Linked DNA regions of Mus musculus: region 2 is linked to region 1. A link is a loop called in an ENCODE intact Hi-C map of the cell type or tissue named here. Cell type or tissue: heart. All regions are shown on one strand. Each heading gives the region's core, and the rest is flanking DNA. Links, peaks and the distances in the headings are about the cores only. Region 1 has its middle 3.9 kb from the start of Ccdc158. Region 2 overlaps Shroom3 (shroom family member 3).

The links. A loop is a pair of places that touch in the nucleus more often than their neighbours do. Peaks named below come from ENCODE experiments on the same cell type or tissue, not always from the same donor. Only the 100,000 strongest peaks of a DNase experiment are listed, where the experiment ranks them.
Region 2: a loop joins it to region 1, with 2.4 times the contacts of the local background. A loop is called at or near these places in 1 of 42 quality-filtered maps.

The regions. Positions count from the first base shown.
Region 1 is chr5:92,676,310-92,681,699 of GRCm38, forward strand. No RefSeq gene overlaps it. Among named protein-coding and RNA genes, the nearest start is that of Ccdc158, 3.9 kb to the left of the region's middle. In heart, for the core only: a CTCF peak has its summit at 3,323 (motif pointing right); no DNase peak of the experiment used is centred there.
Region 2 is chr5:92,821,522-92,826,911 of GRCm38, forward strand. The region is part of intron 2 of Shroom3 (shroom family member 3); the gene reads left to right. Among named protein-coding and RNA genes, the nearest start is that of Mir1961, 36 kb to the left of the region's middle. In heart, for the core only: a CTCF peak has its summit at 2,945 (motif pointing left); no DNase peak of the experiment used is centred there; H3K27ac peaks cover 2,255 bases.

The sequences.
Region 1 (5,390 bases), core at 326-5,325:
AACTAGGACTATAGCGTCAAGTACATAAACAGGAAATTATAATCACTAAGCAGGACGATAAATGGCTAGCCTCTGTGACTAGACTGAAAACAAGTTCCAATTAGTTTCCTTTAAACCTTTTCATTTCTATCAAAACATAAGTGTGTTCTTTTGGCATAAAACATTTTAATTACCTAACACGTGACTCTTATTGCTGTCTCATTTTGTGTGTGTTTGTACCCTGAATAAAGTTTTTTCTTCTCTTGATCGGGCTATGTGACTTAGGAAGCCTCAGCCTAAATGTGGGTCCTAGCCCAGTTAGGAGGGGTGGAAGGGAAACCTTCCAAAGGTGAGTTTGTGGTTGTCCCTACCATCCTTTGTTACCATCAGAACCCAGTTTCTTTAGCCTTCCCATGTGGACTGAAGACCAGGGGCTCCCCACACCTCCTGTACCAGCCTAGGATTGCTAAGGCACCCAGCCTTATACACTAACTAGGTCCTGGGTTTTCAGCCTCTTCAGAGGGATACAGACCTTACTGTGAAAGGTGAAGTAGTAAAGCCTAAATATGCATTCACTCTGTTCCTCTAGAGAGCATTAACTATAGTAGGGGTGCAAGTGGAGCTCAGAGGTCAGTGTGGGGTATCTTCCTCGGAGAGAGCTTTCCCTCTGCCTTTTTACATAGGTTCTGGGACCAAACACAGGGAGTCAAGCTTGCTAGGTGAGTCCCTTTCCCAGCTGAGCCATACTGCGGGTTCCACCTTAGTTCCTGAGATAGGGTCTCTTACTGAGCCTGGAGCTCACAGTTGGCTAGACTGACCCACCAGCAAGACCCAGAGAGCCTCCTGTCTCTGTCTCCCCAAGCTTTTGAATATGTGGGTGCTGAGGACCCAAACTCCAGTCTTCATACTTGCAGGGCAAGAACTGTATAAAAACAACACCTCCTTGCCTTATAGAACAAAGAGCTTAAAGAGGAAGGAAGGGGTCCAGGATTCCTTAAGCAGCCATTCATTATTGCACAGACGTTGATAGGCACCAGGCTTAAGTGATGAGTGATGAATAATATATCATCTTGGTTTTTTGTTTCTTTGTTTTAAAATTTTTAAATGTGTTGTGTGTGGGTGTCATATATATATATATATAGTGTGTGTGTGTGTATGTCTTTGCACCAAGGAGGTGTTGTATTCCCTGGGACTGGAGTCACAGGCAGTTGTGATTCCAATCACATTTCATTACAAGAACAGCCAGTGCTCTTAAACCACTGAGTCATCTCTCCAGCCATGCTACTGAGCATTTTTCCCCTGTTGTTCTAGGAATCATACTCCAATCATAAATGCTATGCAAATGCTGCAAAATACACACCTACATATGGTATGTATGTGTATATATATGTATATATATGGTTGTTTTATATACATTTTAATGTAACACAGTTGCTTAGAACAGTATTTTAAATATGTATGCCACATATCCCATATATATCCCATACATATACATATATGTATATCATATATATATCACAACTCCAACAACACTATCATTTAAACGTATGTTAAAATATACATACAATGATTATTTAAACCTTTTGAAAATTACATTTATTTGTTTGTTTATTTGTGTAGAGCACATGTTGTGGTCAGAGGGCACCTTGCAGGCCTTGGCTCCTGCCTTCCACCATATGTGTCCCAGATATTAAAGCCAGTCGGTCAGATTTGGCTACAAGTACATTTACCCATTATGCTGTCTCACTGGCCCAGGGGCCCATTTTTGGCATTTTTATTATAAGTGGCATTAGCTCACACACTCTTTTGCTGGTTTTTTGTTTGTTTGTTTATTGTATTTGGTTTTTGTTTTGTTATAACCAGTCCTCTCTGAAACTTCGTTCTTCCCCAGCTGGAACTTGGTGCTTATTATATTCTAGTTTCTCCAACCCCAGCAATCATTGTTCTAGTTTCTGTGTCTATGGTCTTATCTGCTGTAGGCACTGCTCATATGTATAAGCAAATAGAGCTTTTTAAAAAAGGTTTATGTTATTTGTACGAGAGTTTTTCTTGCATGAACATATATGTACAACATTCGTGCCTGGTGCCCTTGGGGCCAGAAAATGGAGTTGTATCCCCTCAAACTAGATTACAGGTGGTTGTGAGCCACCATATAGGTGCTGGTAACTAAGCTTGGAAAGTGTGGAAAAGCAGTAAGTACTCTTACCTGGTGAGCCATCTCTCTGGCCCCCAGTGTCTGCTTGTATGTGTCCGGCTTACTTAGTATGTTTTGAAGGTTTATTTCTACAAATGTATTCCACTCCCTTTGCTTTGTTTTGTTCTGAGACACAGTCTTGTGTGGCCCAGGCTGACCTCAAACTCACTACATAGTCAAGGATGACCTTGAATCCTGATCTTCCTGCCTCCACCTTCCAAATGCTAGGGTTACATGGTGTGTACCACCATGCCCAGAGAATTTCATTCTGTTTATATATATATATATATATCACATGGTGTTATTTGCTCATGTGTTCCTGGAATTCTCGAAGTCCTTGTACAGTAAGTTTATGTTGCTAGTTTTCTTGCTTGCTTTTTGAGTCAAGGGTATCCCTACATAGCCCAGACTGGCCTGGAATGTCACATGTAGCCCAGCTGCCCTTGAATTGACAATACTCCTGTTTCTGTGGCTGAGCACTGGGGTGGCAGGTGTGCATCATGAGGCTCTGCTGACCTTTTAAGATCTAACATCATGGAGACAAAATTCCCTTTGAATAAACTGCCGCCACCTGCCTTATACCATCCATGAGTCGTGCCCGATGTACGCTGATAAAACCGCCATGGCAATTACAATCACCGTGGACCCCTTCGGAAAGATTTTGATTATCTGTGCTGTGATTATTGTGACACGGGCCTTATTGTAGCTTGAGGGGCAGGTGCTGTACATTGTCTGTTCCTTGTGTTCTCCTTGATTCTTGCTGAACCCCAGTTATGGGGAAGTATCCATCATAATGTTCTATGGTTCTGTACTTCAGGGAAAGTTCCAGCATGGAGATACTATTGGAATAAACTAACTTTCGTGCCTTCATGCTTTTCCCAAGAACCTGCTTTCGGGGGCAGTGTGTAAACCACTTCTGGCCTTTGCAGGCCAGGAGCTGCCGGCTACCTAAGGCTGTCTTAGGAAGACCCATGAAGAGGTGACTCTTTTTGTGTATAAAATATTGCCTAGAGAAATGGGCAAGCTTTAAAATAAGCTGGATTTTGTTTTAGATTGTTCAGAATCATTCTAAGACTATATAATTTATTCCAACCTGTACTTCAACATCTTGTCTGCAATGACTTGAATAAATTAGTGGCCCAGAAGGACCACTAGATGTCACCCTGGCTTCATTTTCAGAGACTTTCTTGAGCAGTTAAAAACAACCAAAATTCAATGCTTTGAAAATTAATTAGAATTCCAGCGTTTGGAAGGCAGAAGCAACTGGATTTTTGTGAGTCTGTGGCCAGCCTGGTCTACGGAGCTTTCTCCACGCCAGCTACAGCTATATAGTGAGATCTCGTCTCAACAAAACAAGCATTAATAAATATATAAAATAAAAATTGTATTAGAGATGTCAGCAAAAGTAGGAGCTGTAGCTTGAAGGCAGAGCTGTTGTCATCGAGAGCATGAAAGGCCCTTGTATCCCTGATGCATATATACCCATTGCAAAAAAAAAAAAATTAGTAAAACTAGAAAGATACTATGGCATTTGAAAGAGTTGAGTATGGGAATGCTAGATGGGGAGCAAGGTGTTGTGGCTATATTTCTCCTCTGTGGACACACGATGAGACTTGTAAGAAAGACCTTGCAGAATTTGTCAAATATATATATATACATACACACACACACACACACATACACATATATATATATATATATATATATATACACACACACAAACACACACACACACACACACACACACACACATATATATACACACACACACACACACACATACATACATACACACATACACACACACACACACTGGGCATGGTGGTACACACCTGTAACCCTAGCATTTGGAAGGTGGAGGCAGGAAGATCAGGATTCAAGGTCATCCTTGACTATGTAGTGAGTTTGAGGTCAGCCTGGGCCACACAAGACTGTGTCTCAGAACAAAACAAAGCAAAGGGAGTGGAATACATTTGTAGAAACAAACCTTCAAAACATACTAAGTAAGCCAGACACATACAAGCAGACACTGGGGGCCAGAGAGATGGCTCACCAGGTAAGAGTACTTACTGCTTTTCTAGAGGACCCAAACTCAGTTCCCAGCACCCACATGTGTAGTTGCCACCTGCTGGGGTGTGTCTATTATGAAAATGATTTATTTTTAAATTAGTAAAGTAGAGTCAAGTCTAAATATGAGGCAGAAGGATAGGGATGTAGCAGAAATCAGAAAAGAGACGGTGACACTTTTCTTCTGAGGCCTTTCTTCCAAATCAGGAAGAAGCTGGGTGGGGGGATCCTTGAAATACTCCCTCCAATTAGTTGTCTGTCCTCTGACCTCCACAGGCACACCATGGCTGCCAAGTCAAGTTACCTTCATACCAAAATGACAATGTGAAGACCCTGTGAAACCCAGAGGAAAAAGTCATACTATAGTGTGTGTGTGTGTGTGTGTGTGTGTGTGTGTGTGTGTGTGTGTTCAAACGCCTTCAGGATACTCATGTGGAGGTCAGAGGGCAACCTTAAGTGTAGCTGCTTGCCTACTACCTAGCTTGAGTTGGGGTCTCTGCTTCAATCCACTTCCTAGCTGACTTACAGCTTCCGGGTTATCCATCCCCATCTTTGGTCTGCCCGTGGGAGAACAGGGATCATGGACACAGACACCACTGTGGCTGTCTACAAGGGTTCTGGGTGTTAGAACTCACTTGCACAACAGTGCTTAACCTATTGAGCCCACCCTACTATTTTTTATTTTTTAGACATAATATTGCTGCATTACTAAGGCTGAACTTTGAGAACTCACGATTCTCCAGCTTAGGTGGGACTACAAACCCTCACCACCATGCCCAGCTTTCCTTTCAGTCTTTGTTTACAAATTAAGCTGCAAAAGGAAGTATCAATAAAAACAGCCTAAGGAAGTATCAATAAAAACATCCTAAATTACCCTTAAGGATCAACTCAGGTTTACCACTTTCACTTGGCATACCTGTTTCCATTAGATTACCATTATATAAAAATGATATTTTTTCCCTACTATTGGGCCCTTTGGGTAAAGTTATTACTGCAAACAGTAATAAAATAAAACAATACAGGCCTTGTGCTGTATATTAAATGTTAGCCTTTGGAGGAGGGAGGAGGTAGGGTCTCGGGTGTCCCGGCTGCCCTGAACTTTATGACCTTGACCTTCAGATGCTGCTGATGTGGTACTAAGCTACACTCC
Region 2 (5,390 bases), core at 323-5,322, 150 kb after region 1:
GACTGAAAAGCCTCCATCTTACCCCGTGACAAGCCTAAGAAAGCAAGAGACTGTGTTTGTTTGACTTTCAACAACTTCTTTCTGCAACCTCTTAGGTCCCGTGCCAGGCTTGGTAGGCACACAAACCTGAAGGCCAGCGTCTTGCTCTCAGAGAACTCAGTATCTAATGTGGGGAATAGATTAGAAAAAAAAATCTATAATTCTAACAGCCACCAAAAATAAAATAAAATAGAATAGAATAAAAATGAGAATGGTACTAGAGCTGAAGACACAGCTCAGTCAGTAAACTGTTAGCCATGCAAGTGTGAGAACCTGAGTTTGATACTCAAAACTCACCCGATGTATAGCAGTGCACACTTGTAAACACATCTCTGGGGAGACGAGACATAGACATGCAGGTCCCTGGGGCTCATTGGTCAGCCAGCCTAGCCTAATGGGAGAGCTCCAGGCCAGGGAGAGACCCTGTCTGAGAACACACAAACAACGAAACAGTGGGAACTGAGGAGGTGGCTCAGTGGTCACTTGTTGTTCCTGGATTCATTGCTAGAACCCGCCCTGCCCGGGATGCTCACAACCATCTGTAACTCTACTCACCGGAGCACCTGAGGCCTTTTCCTGGCCTCCACAGGTACCAGGCCACCAGACACACACGTGGTGCTGTCAGACATCCAGCATATTCACACACAAACAATAAGAAAAAATTTTTAAATTAAACAAGGTTGATCTCTGGTATCCATAGGCACCCATGTGCGCATGAACACATGCATAAAAAAGAACACACACACACACACCACACACACATCCAGAACTTTGAAAGCTGGAGATGTAGGTCAGTGATAGAAAATGTCTTAAATACACACGAGGTCCTGGGTTCATTCCCCCATACCATCAAACCAGTAATAATAATAATAATAATAATAATAATCTTCTTTAAATTTCTTTGAAGATTTATTTTAAATATATGAGTGTTTTGCCTCTCTCTCTCTTCTCTCTCTCTCTCTCTCTCTCTCTCTCTCTCTCTCTCTCTCTCTCTCTCTCTCTCTCTCTCTCTCTCTCTGTGTGTGTGTGTGTGTGTATCACATTCATGTCTGAGGCCCACAGATTTAAGAAACAGGCATCAGATGCCCTGGTCCTGGGTTTTGGATGGTTGTGAGCCAGCATGTCCATGCTGGAAACTGAACCAGTTTCCTCTGGAAAGAATGGTGTGGTGTGTGTGCTTAACCACTGAGCCACCTCCCCAGCTCCAGTAAAAGCTTCTTACAGAAGCATGGCTGTCTTGGTTTTTGGAAATGCAAATAGGGGTTTAGAATCTGGATTTGGAAGTCGAGATTTTTCTAGACAAAGTTAAACTGTTGTTCAAAAGCGGAGAGACATGTGAAGAGAACCCCAAGGCAGGGGGATAAAGGCAAAAGGTTCATCTGAGATGTGCTTAAAAAAAAAAAAAAAAACCAGGGTGGAGCTGCCCAGCAAGTGGGAGTAGTTGCTATAGTCCAGCCTGGGCTTTGCTTTCTGGTTCGAAGGTGGCATTTCCTAATTTGCACAGGTTCCAAATGAGCTAGGGTAGGCCTGTCTGGGTGCAGCTGTCCTTTCTGGAATCTGTATGAGGGTTCTCCTGCGACTAAGCAGGACCTGAAAGTGTGAAGATGGAGGTAATGACAGATTGAAAAGACCACTAGAAAACAGCTCCAAACCTGTATTTGTAAAGGCCTCACTGGCCGCATTTTGTCATGTCTTTTTTTATTGTTCTTTGTTTTTGTGGCGATGGGGTATGAACCCAGCCAGGGCTTTGTTCATGCTAGGTAAGTGTACTATCGTTGAGCAACATTCCTGATGCCTAGCATCGTCTTGGTTGAACTGGGTGAGTCTGGAGTTAAACCAGAGAGATTGATGGATCTGGATGAGAAATGATGGGGGCATGACTTAGACTCAGGGGAGGGGGCAGTGGCACATTCACTCCCTGGAGGGTGGCCTAGGGGGATGAGGTGACAGGCTGAGTGAGGGGAAACAAAAGTGACTCCGAGGGTTTTCAGGTTAGCTGCCCAGTGGAAAATTGTCGTGATCCTGCAAGGACTGATAACCCCGAGAACTCTGACACAGTGTCTGGTCAGGTTCTCTCTGTTGAATAATAACAATAAAAGTTCCTTATGTAAGTGTTGTGGTTAAAGATTAAAAGCAAGGGCTTTGATACTGGAGTTAAAACACACTGGTCTTGCGCTGTGTCCCTTCAGAGAATGACCAATTGTTATAGAAGGAAATCATAGCTGTCTTCTGGGTTAGGATTTCGCTCAAGTGGAGCAAAACCCCTAGCAGAAAACCAGGTCATTCGAAGTAGGACACACCGAATGCCCAGTGGCTTCATTGCCCTTGGTTAGTCTTCCTAGACTAAGACTGGGGATGTAGTCTGGTTAAGTAGAACACTACTGAGTATGCCCTATACCCCAGCTCAAGCCCCAGTACCCCACAAAAGAAAAAAAAATCCTCCTGTTCAGAATCCATCCCAATCTCTCAAAAGTACAATGTTGTGAGGCACAGTGATGTATGCCTACCTCCAATCCCAGCTACACGGGAAGGCTGAGACAGGAAGAGTGTGAATTCAAGGTCAACCTGGGGTACACCGGAAGAACCTACCTCAACACAGATGCTAAATCCAAAGTGTCCCAGACCCCTTCCCATGCTTTCTGCAGAGAGTAGCATCTTGGGTCTGATACTGTACTTAGCTAGCAGCATCCTTCCTGACAGCATGTGCTCACATCATGATGGTCTTGAGCAGAACACCACCTCCGTGCACCATCAGCTACAACCATTTGCCAGCGTCCCTGTTTTTGCTACAAATGAGTAATGCTGTCTCTGTTTTTGTTAGGAAGAGCAGTTTCAGACATCAAGAAAGGTATGGTCTGCATTGTTGATTCATTCACTTAGCCTTTGGGCTACCGACATCTACTGGATGGCGACAATAGAGCCTTCTTTGTGTTGGCCCAGGACTCGTGAGTCAGAGAGCAGGTTTCCCACATCACATGCTCCCTCCTGATATAGGCTGGGAGAGACTGTACTGATTACAGTTGGTAGGGGAAAGCAAATCTCCAACCTACAGAAACCACTAGAAGAAAGGCAGAAAAACATGGTAGCTGGTTTTCACACGACCAAGGTGTTTTCCTAAGAATTAGAGGCCACAGAAGCTACACTGCATTAACAATTAACATTAGTCAACTCAGACTCCTGTGAACTCGAGCCTGCGCTGCCCGTAGTTAATAGCTCCAAGAAAATGCACTTCAATATTCTTATCAAGAAACCGCCTTGTCATACACTTTGGTCACTGCTCTGGAATGTCCCTCAGGGTCCTGCCAGTTTTCATTGCTTGTAGGTATGACAGAGATGCTTCTAGAAAGGCTCCTGTTTGTGTTTTTACAAACTAGAAATGCTTTTATGGCTTAATGGAACTGAAAAGAGACTCTGGTGTGCTTTTGTCTCACGTATGAAAAAGGGAACAGGGAGAATTCAGGAAGTAATATTGTTAAAGTGACTGGGATAACACAGGCTCAGGGCTGGGGAGGTGCCACCCAAGCGTGAGGACATGAGTTCCCCCCCAGAACCCAGACTCCCATGAAGATTTGGGGCCAGCACTAATCTGTCATATGCAGAGGCAAATGACCAAGAGAGCCAGCATCAAACTAGGAGGAAGGCAAGGACTGACAACCAAAGTTGCCCTCTGACCTCTCCATATGTACTATGGTATATGCACACCTGAGCTCATACATCCTCATCACAGACCCATAGCAGGAAGGAGGGATGGAGAGAGAGAAGAACAGAGACAGAGAGGGAGAGAGAAATACGTGCAAGCATTAAAGCATTTGCTTGTTTGGGGTGCTGAGAATTGAACTCGGGACCTTGTGCATGCTATGCAAATGATCTCCCACTGAGCTGTACCCACAGACCCCAATATTAATTATTAGTTTTGGCTGTCACTGAAGCAGACATGAGGATCAAAGAGTGGGAACTGGGAAACTGTATATTTATGTTACTGTAAATCTACTTTGTCCTTGGAAAAGAAGGGAGAAAATTCAAAATTAGTGAACTCTAATTGTTCGCTGTACAAGAATGGGAAATTAGGCAGCAGGGAAGAGCTTAAGTCAGTAGTTTTCAATTAAAGGGGATTTTGCTGAGGGGACACTGAACATGGTCTGTAAAGCTTTATGCTTGTTGCAGCTGTGTGGAGGGGGACAATCAGGCTTCTAGATGCTCGTGGGCAGGTGTCTGGCTGCTGAAAACATTCCAAGATAAAGGCTCTTAGGATCTGGGGTGTTAGGATTTTATGGTAGAATGCTTTACCATACCCCCACACACTCATCCACATACATACCACACACACCACACATACATACACACACCGTACCCCACATATAATACCACACACATACTCACACACATATACACACATTCTCCCCCACACTCATACACACATACACCACATACATACACACACCACACCATACACACCCACAATCATACCCACACACACCATGCACATCATACATACACACTCATACACACACATATACACATTCACATATACACCACACACACATAGACAAACACATAATCCACACACTCATATACTACATTCACATATACCACATATTCCTCACACACCACACTCACATACACCATGTACATAACATACAGACACATACACACACACACACACACACACACACACACACACACATATAACATACACACAAAGTCTCTTTTGGTGAGAAAGTAGCTCCCGTTGCTTTCTGATAGTTGAAATTATTTTCCCCAGGCTGTATGGGGAAGTTTTCTTACCCCTCCCAGGTTTAGTTTCTTCATATCTAGCTCTCTAGTTATCCGACAGGTCAAGTCAGGTGCTGGGGAGACTGTAGGGAGAAAAGATTGGCCCAGATCCTCCTCCTGTGTTCTCATTAGTGCCCTGTGCACACAGCCAATGCTTGGTGCTGAGGAAGCAGAGGAGAGCCCCCATCAGGAAATGCAGCAGAGGAGAGCCCCCATCAGGAAATGCAGCAGAGGAGAGCCCCCAACAGGAAGTTCCTGCACATTTCAACAGTCCTCCATGGAAAGGAAAAGTTGGTTTTTCAAATACCTGCCAAGCCTGAAGCCAGCCAGGGGCAACTGCCACAGCCTGCTTTCTTCCTTTCTTCCCTCTTTCCCTCGACTGAACTTGCAAGTCATTTATTGAGCATCTACCATCCCAACCCATGTGATGAAGTCTATCCATGATAGGGAAAGGGAATTTAAGGGCTAGGTGGAAGAATATTATTAAGCCCTGTCAATATCAGCTTACCTCAAAACAGGAAAGCAATGTTAGCTAGTCAGTGTTTTTCCTTTAGGCTTTCTGTCTCACAGAGCACACA